2 separate regions of the Homo sapiens genome follow, and region 2 is linked to region 1. A link is a contact called in ENCODE Hi-C or POLR2A ChIA-PET data. All regions are on one chromosome and are shown on one strand. Each heading gives the region's core, a stretch centred on a gene start or an enhancer-like site at or near the end of the contact. The rest is flanking DNA. Distances are from core to core; before and after follow the strand shown.

Region 1 (3,402 bases), core at 91-2,590:
AGAGTCCCAGGGTCTCTGCTCTAAGCTCCCAAGATCCCAAACAACATGGCCAGGAACCCTCCTTCTTTCAGGTTTGGCAAGCTCCAGGCCCACACTGACGTGGACCCCACACCTCCTCTTTACATGCTGGCCCTCACTGACTTGTCAGGAAGTAATGTGATAGGGGGTGCCCCCGTGATATCTCCTCCCCACCGCCAGCCAATCTTGATCCCAATGCCAGACATGGCCTGGAACCACTCCCAACCCATTTCTCATCTTCAAACCTGACCTAGCACCGGACTCTCTCAATAAATAGACAAAAGTGGGCTAGGAGATGCACTTCTTGTACCTCCCTGACTTGGCCCTGGGACTGCTATGCTTGGTCTGCCATCCCCAGGAACTCCTCTGCTCATACCCTTCTAACTGTACCCCAACCTATTTGACCACCCCAGAGTCCTCTCACACCTTTCCCCCTCAACCGGCTTCCCCAAACTCCTTCAGGATGCCTACCTTGGGATGACCCCTTCTCATGCCTTGGTAACTACCCTTCAGGGCCAGCCTAGACATTCCCTTAGATTGGCTTATGCCCTGGGGACTCTACCCTAGGATTCCCCCTAGCACTCTAAATTTTCCACCCCTGGGACATCTCCTTCCTTGTGTTCTGCTGTCCTTGACTACAACATAACCTGGCCTGGACCCAACCCCAGGAACCCCCCCCATCCTCCTAAGATTCCCCCTCTAGACCCCTATCCAAGACCCCGCCCCAGGGCACCCTTGCCTTCTAAGACCCTTGCCCAAAACAAACCACCCAAAACTCCTACCTAGGAGAACCTCAACCCCTAAGATGCCTGCGCAGTCCCCTACTAAGATTACTGCCATAGAGCCCCCAACTTCCCTTCAAATCCTCAACTCCCCAATAACTCTGGCCAGACATACTCCCTCCCCCATCCTCCAAGAGTCCAAATCTCCTTCCTTTCTTTCAGTTACACCCTCCACTGGAATGCCTCATGCTCTTTCTTTGGACAGCTCTGCCTTAGAGTTATTCTCTGGACAGCTCCAACTTTCAACACCCCTTTTTTGCACCTCCATTCCAAGACTCTGTCCGGGATGCCTCGCCCCTCTCCCAAGACCAGCCGCATGCTCCTTCCAACGCCAGCACCCACTCAAGACCTCTGCCTTAGACCCCTACTCGAAAGACTTCCAGCCTCCCCCAGACCCAACCAACCCTGGGATCGTGCTCCAGCTTCCTGCCGCCTTCACCGGCCTGACCTCCGCGTGTCCCTGACCCGGGCCCCAGCTGTCGGTGCCGCCCGCGGCCCGGTTTTCTGACCTCCCGGGCCTTGGAGCCCGGCTCGGGTGTTTACATCAGGCCCTACTTCCGGGGGAGGGAGCCTGTCGCAGGAAATGACTCACCCCAGCTGGAAAAAGGCGGCCACCGCCTTCCTCGCCTAGTTCCCGGGTCTTCGGAGCATCGCGAGTGACAGTGGGGTTCTCCGGGGAGGGCGCGGGGAGCGGAGGAAGGTTGGCTGGGGGACCGGAGGCGAAGGGGGTTCCTCAAGGCCGAGACTGTCTGAGGGAACCCGGAAGGGTGGGGAGAGAGAGCGTGCCTTGCCCCCAGCAAAGCGAAACCGGCCAAGCCCTCAGCCCCTTGGTCACCCACAATGGGGGAGTAAACCTTCCCTGCTAACAAGACGCGGACCTCCGCGGCGGCCGAGAGTAGCCGCCCCGGTTCGCAACACACAGTCCTCCCAGGCTTCCAGAGGGGCGGCGCTGGGGGTTACAGGCGGGGGCGGACCTGGAGACCTTGAAAGTGGAGAAACCTCCTTGGCTCCGGGAAGCCAAGGAACAGATTTCGCTTTCTTTCTCCCCACCCTGTCCCCCCAACCCCGCCAGCTCTGAGTTTTGTCTTTTGTGTTTTGTTTAGTTTTGTTTTCTGAGACAGAGTCTCGCTCTGTCTCCCAGGCTGGAGTGCAGTGGCGCGATCTCGGCTCACTGCAACCTCCGCCTCCCGGGTTCAAACGGTTATCCTGCCTCAGCCTCCGGAGTAGCTGGGACTGCAGGCGTGCGCCACCACGCCCATCTAATTTTTGTATTTTTAGTAGAGACGGGGTTTCACCATGTTGGTCAGGCTGGTCTCGAACTCTTGACCTCAGGTTATCCACCCACCTCGGCCTCCCAAAGTGCTGGGATTACAGGCTTAAGCTACCACGCCCGGCCTCTGCTTTTATTTTTACAAAATACAAAATAGCTTTTTGATAGTAAAAGGTATGAATGCTTTGGGTTAAAAAAAAAAAAAAAAAGAGGTCCTACCTATGATAAAGCTTTTAAAAAAAGGCCCCAAATTATATGCATACTGGAAGGAATTTTTTTTTTTTTTTTTTTTTTTGATTAACAGAGTTTGGCTCTTTTTGCCCAGGCTGGAGTGCAATTAGCGCGATCTTGGCTCACCACAACCTCCGCCTCCCGGGTTCAAGGGATTCTTCTGCCTCAGCCTCCCCAGCCTCCCAAGTAGCTGGGATTACAGGCATGTGCCACCACGCCCAGCTAATTTTGTATTTTTAGTAGAGACCGGGTTTCTCCCTGTTGATCAGTCTGGTCTTGAACTCCTGACCTCAGGTGATCCGCCTGCCTCGGCCCCCCAAAGTGTTGGGATTACAGGCGTGAGCCACTGCGCCCGGCTGGAAGGATTTTTAATTAAACTTTACATTAAGAAATAATAAATAGGCTGGGCGCGGTGGCTCACGCCTGTAATCCCAGCACTTTGGGAGGCCGAAGCAGGCAGATCATGAGGTCAGGAGTTCGAGATCAGCCTGGCCAGCATGGTGAAACCCCCTCTCTACTAAAAATACAAAAAGTTAGCCAGGCATGGTGGTGCGTGCCTGTAGTCCCAGCTACTCGGGAGGCTGAGGCAGGAGAATCACTTGAAGCCAGGAGGAGGAGGTTGCAGTGAGCAGAGATCGCACCACTGCACTCCAGCCTGGGTAATAGAGTGAGACTCTGTCTCGAAAAAAAAAAAAAAAGCCGGGCGTGGTGACACGCGCCTGTAATCCTAGCTACTGGGGAGGCTGAGGCAGGAGAACCACTTAAACCTAGGAGGCGGAGGTTGCAGCAAGCCCAGATCCTGCCATTGCACTCCAGCCTGGGAGACGAGCGAAATTCCCGTCTCAAAAAAAAAGGGCTGGGCATGGTGGTGCATGCCTGTAATCCCAGCAATTTGGGAGGCCGAGGCAGGTGGATTGCCTGAGCTCAGGGGTTTGAGACCACCCTGGGTAACACGGTGAAACCTCCTCTCTACTAAAATACAAAAAATTAGCCGGGCGTGGTGGCGGGCACCTGTAAGTCCCCTACTTGGGAGGCTGAGGCAGGAGAATCATTGGAACCCAGAAGGCAGAGGTTGCAGTGAGCCAAGATCGCGCCACTGCA
Region 2 (3,310 bases), core at 769-3,268, 160 kb after region 1:
CAGAGCCTGGCAACAGATGAAATATTTACCAAATATATACCTGCAGCAAACAGTCAAACTAAAATAAGAAAAACGATGTCATTTTCCAGTAGTATATGGAATTCGAAGTATGTAGGAAAAACCTAATATATGTGCAATATCTCTATGGAAAAAAGATCAAATATTATCAATTATTATTATTTTTAGAGACAGGGTCTTGCTCTGTCACCCAGGCTGGAGTGCAGTGGCGTGATCATAGCTCACAGTAGCGTTGAATTCCTGTGCTCAAGTGATCCTCTGACCTCAGCCTCTGTAGCTGGGACTGCAGGTGTGCACTACCATGCCCAACTATTTTTTTTTTAAATTTTGGGTTGCTTCGAACTTTATTTGAGAACAACAGAAGATAAACCTATCAAAAGAACACACAGGTGGGTGCGGGGGCACGGCTAGTGGCGGCGGCCGGGGTGGGCATCCGGGCTAAGGCTTTTACTTGGCTGCAGACTGGTCGGATTTCGCAGCTCCTAGGCCCCCAAGCTGGGCCCGTGACTCCAAGGTGATCTCGTTGGACTGCGTGGCTAGCTTGGGCATGGGGGCCTCCACGGTCAGTGTGCCCTCAGGGGACAGGGAGGAGGAGACCTTGGTGGGGTCCACACCGGGGGGCAGCGTGTATTTCCGGGTGAAGCATCGGGAGATGTAGCCATGCTCGTCCTGCCGCTCCTCGTGCTTGCTGGTGATCTCCACCATGCCATCCTTGGTCTTGACCGTCAGCTCGTCGGAGGCGAAGTAGTTGATGTCCAGGGATACGCGCCAGCGGTCCGCTGTGGGCCGATTCTCCGAGACCCCGCCGCTGAGCTGCCGGCTGAGCGCGTAGCTGTAGGCGGGCGCGGCCACCGCGGGGCTCTCGACCGCGGCGGGGGCAGGGGACGCACGTAGCGGGGCCAGCAGCTGGTGCCCAACCACTGCGACCAGCCCGAAGGCCTGGTCAAAGAGGCGACTGTGCGGGTACCAGTCGCGGAAGGGGTCCCAGCTGGGGTCCCGCAGGAGCGAGAAGGGGACGCGGCGCTCGGTCATGCTGGCTGGCTCTGCTGGGGACGTCTGCTTGGACAAGTGTCAATTTTTTTTTTTTTTTTAAGAGATGGTGTATTGCTGTATTGCCCATGCCGGTCTCAAACTCCTGACCTCAAGCGATCCTCCCGCCTTGGCCTCCAAAACTGCTGGGATTGCAGGTGCGCGTCGGCTGTTCAAGAAATGGTTACATAGATTTCTTTTGCTTTATTTATTTATTTAGAGACGGAGTCTCGCTCTGTTGCCCAGGCTGGAGTGTAATGGCGCAATCTCAGCTCACTGCCACCTTCGCTTCCCCAGTTCAAGTGATTCTCCTGCCTAAGCCTCCCGAGTAGCTGGGACTACAGGCATGTGCCACCATGCCTGGCTAATTTTTCTCATTTTAGTAGAGAGGGGGTTTCACCATGTTGGCCAGGCTGGTCTCGAACTCCTGACCTCAGGTGATCCACCCGACTCGGCCTCCCAAAGTGCTGGGATTACAGGCGTGAGCCACTGCACCCAGCCGGTTACATAGATATTTGCTGTGTAATTATTCTTTGGAGTGTACAAATGTGTATCATATTAAAGCATTTATTGAATGCATGGACACTAGTAACTATAACTTACATAGTGCTTTCTTATCTTATGTGTCAGGCACATAGTACAACGTGCTTTATATAAATTAATTCTGTTTTAATCCTAAAAAGCAGGTACTGTCAATAGTCCCATTTTACAGATGAGGAGACTAAGACACAGGGAAGTAGTCGCTTTGTGTTAAAATTCTGCCCTTAATGTGTACACTTTTATAGCCTAGAAGATGAATGCCGCCTTAAACGAATGAGTCAGGAAGCCCCTTTCTGTCCGGCCCCTCCACTCCCCACCACACGGGTTGTTCCTTTTTCCCTTGGAAGAGCCCACTGGACTGCAGGTGGAAGAACTACAGTTCCCAGCAGCTATTGCAAGCTCAACCTCCGTGCACACTCACCCCAGGCCTCACATCCGGCATGCGCCGTGCTCGCTCACAGAACTACACTTTCCAACTCTCCCCACACGACCCGTGACACTCTGTGGACCGCGAGCACGGAGCAGGGTTTCTACAGCTGCTCCCCACTTTCTCGGACCCGGTCCTGGACCCAGCCCCCGACTCCGACACGGCTCCACCATGGAGGAGGCGGACCGAATCCTCATCCATTCGCTGCGCCAGGCCGGCACGTAAGGACAGAGCCCCCGCCCACCCCCGAAGCCCACATCCGGGACTCTAAAGCCCAGGACCCCGTTTCCCGGGAACCTTAAAACCCGGGATCCTGACATTCAGGGCTCCAACTCCAGGATCCTAAGACCCTCACCCCCTTACACACACACACACACACACACACACACACACACACACGCACACACACACCGCCCTCCCTGACACCGACATCAGAGGCCTCCCAAATCCTTTAACCATGATATTTGGTACACCCAAAGCTCTGGGACCCAGACACCTTGAGACGTTACAACCTTGAAACCTCAAGACCCGGAACCCTGTAATCTGGGGAATCTTAACATCAGTTCCCTGAGACCCTGTTATCTGGAGACCCTAAGACACCTGTGCCCTAAGAACCAGGGAGCGTAAAACCCCAGGACCCTGGCACTCGGGGACTCCAAAAAATCCCTGGACCAGATACTTGGGATCCTTCAAACTCCAGTTCCCCAAACACCTGGGGCTTAAAAAAACCCAGGATTCTTTTTTTTTTTTTTCCTTTTCCGAGATGGAGTCTCGCTCTGTCGCCTAGGCTGGAGTGCAGTGGGGTGATCTCAGCTCACTGCAGCCTCCGCCTCCCAGGTTCAAGTGATTCTCCTGCCTCAGCCTCCCAAGTAGCTGGTATTACAGCCGTGCGCCACCTTGCCCGGCTAATTTTTGTATTTTTAGCAGAGACAGGGTTTCACCATGTTGGTCAGGCTGGTCTCCAACTCCTGACCTCAAGTGATCTGCCCGCCTCCGCCTCCCAAAGTGCTGGGATTACAGGTGTGAGCCACCACGCCCAGCCAAAAAAACCCAGAATTCTAAAATCTGACATCAGCATTTGGTCACCCTGACGCACGAAGACTCCTCCGTTCAGAGGCCCTAAAAACCCAGGATGCCAACATCTAGGGAGTCTGATTTTTGTATTGCTTGAAACTAGGTGGTCTTGATATTCAGGGATCTTGATACCCAGGGACCCTGACATTTGGAACTTCTGAAAACAGCAGCCTCCTAAAATCTAGTCTTCTCAAAACTCTAGCAGCTCAATATGTATGCAAA

Evidence for each region. Hi-C counts contacts between places; a loop is a spot of excess contacts on that map. ChIA-PET counts read pairs that join two places held with the same protein, here RNA polymerase II (POLR2A). Pooled maps may share reads with other maps.
Region 2: a pooled map shows a loop between it and region 1 (4-fold over the local background). The contact joins the promoter of CCDC22 here to the promoter of WDR45 in region 1. A Hi-C loop is called at or near these places in 4 of 50 pooled maps. POLR2A ChIA-PET finds 5 or more read pairs at or near these places in 2 of 52 experiments (WTC11 and activated B cell).

The regions. Positions count from the first base shown.
Region 1 is chrX:49,078,547-49,081,948 of GRCh38, forward strand. It overlaps WDR45 (WD repeat domain 45), which reads right to left and starts at 1,341. Exons shown (of 11, transcript NM_001029896.2): 1 at 1,205-1,341. RefSeq lists enhancers at 1,292-1,792, 1,504-1,798 and silencers at 1,504-1,798, 2,041-2,110.
Region 2 is chrX:49,233,452-49,236,761 of GRCh38, forward strand. CCDC22 (CCC complex scaffolding subunit CCDC22) reads left to right here and starts at 2,019. Exons shown (of 17, transcript NM_014008.5): 1 at 2,019-2,235. The coding sequence starts at 2,186. It also overlaps the pseudogene HSPB1P2.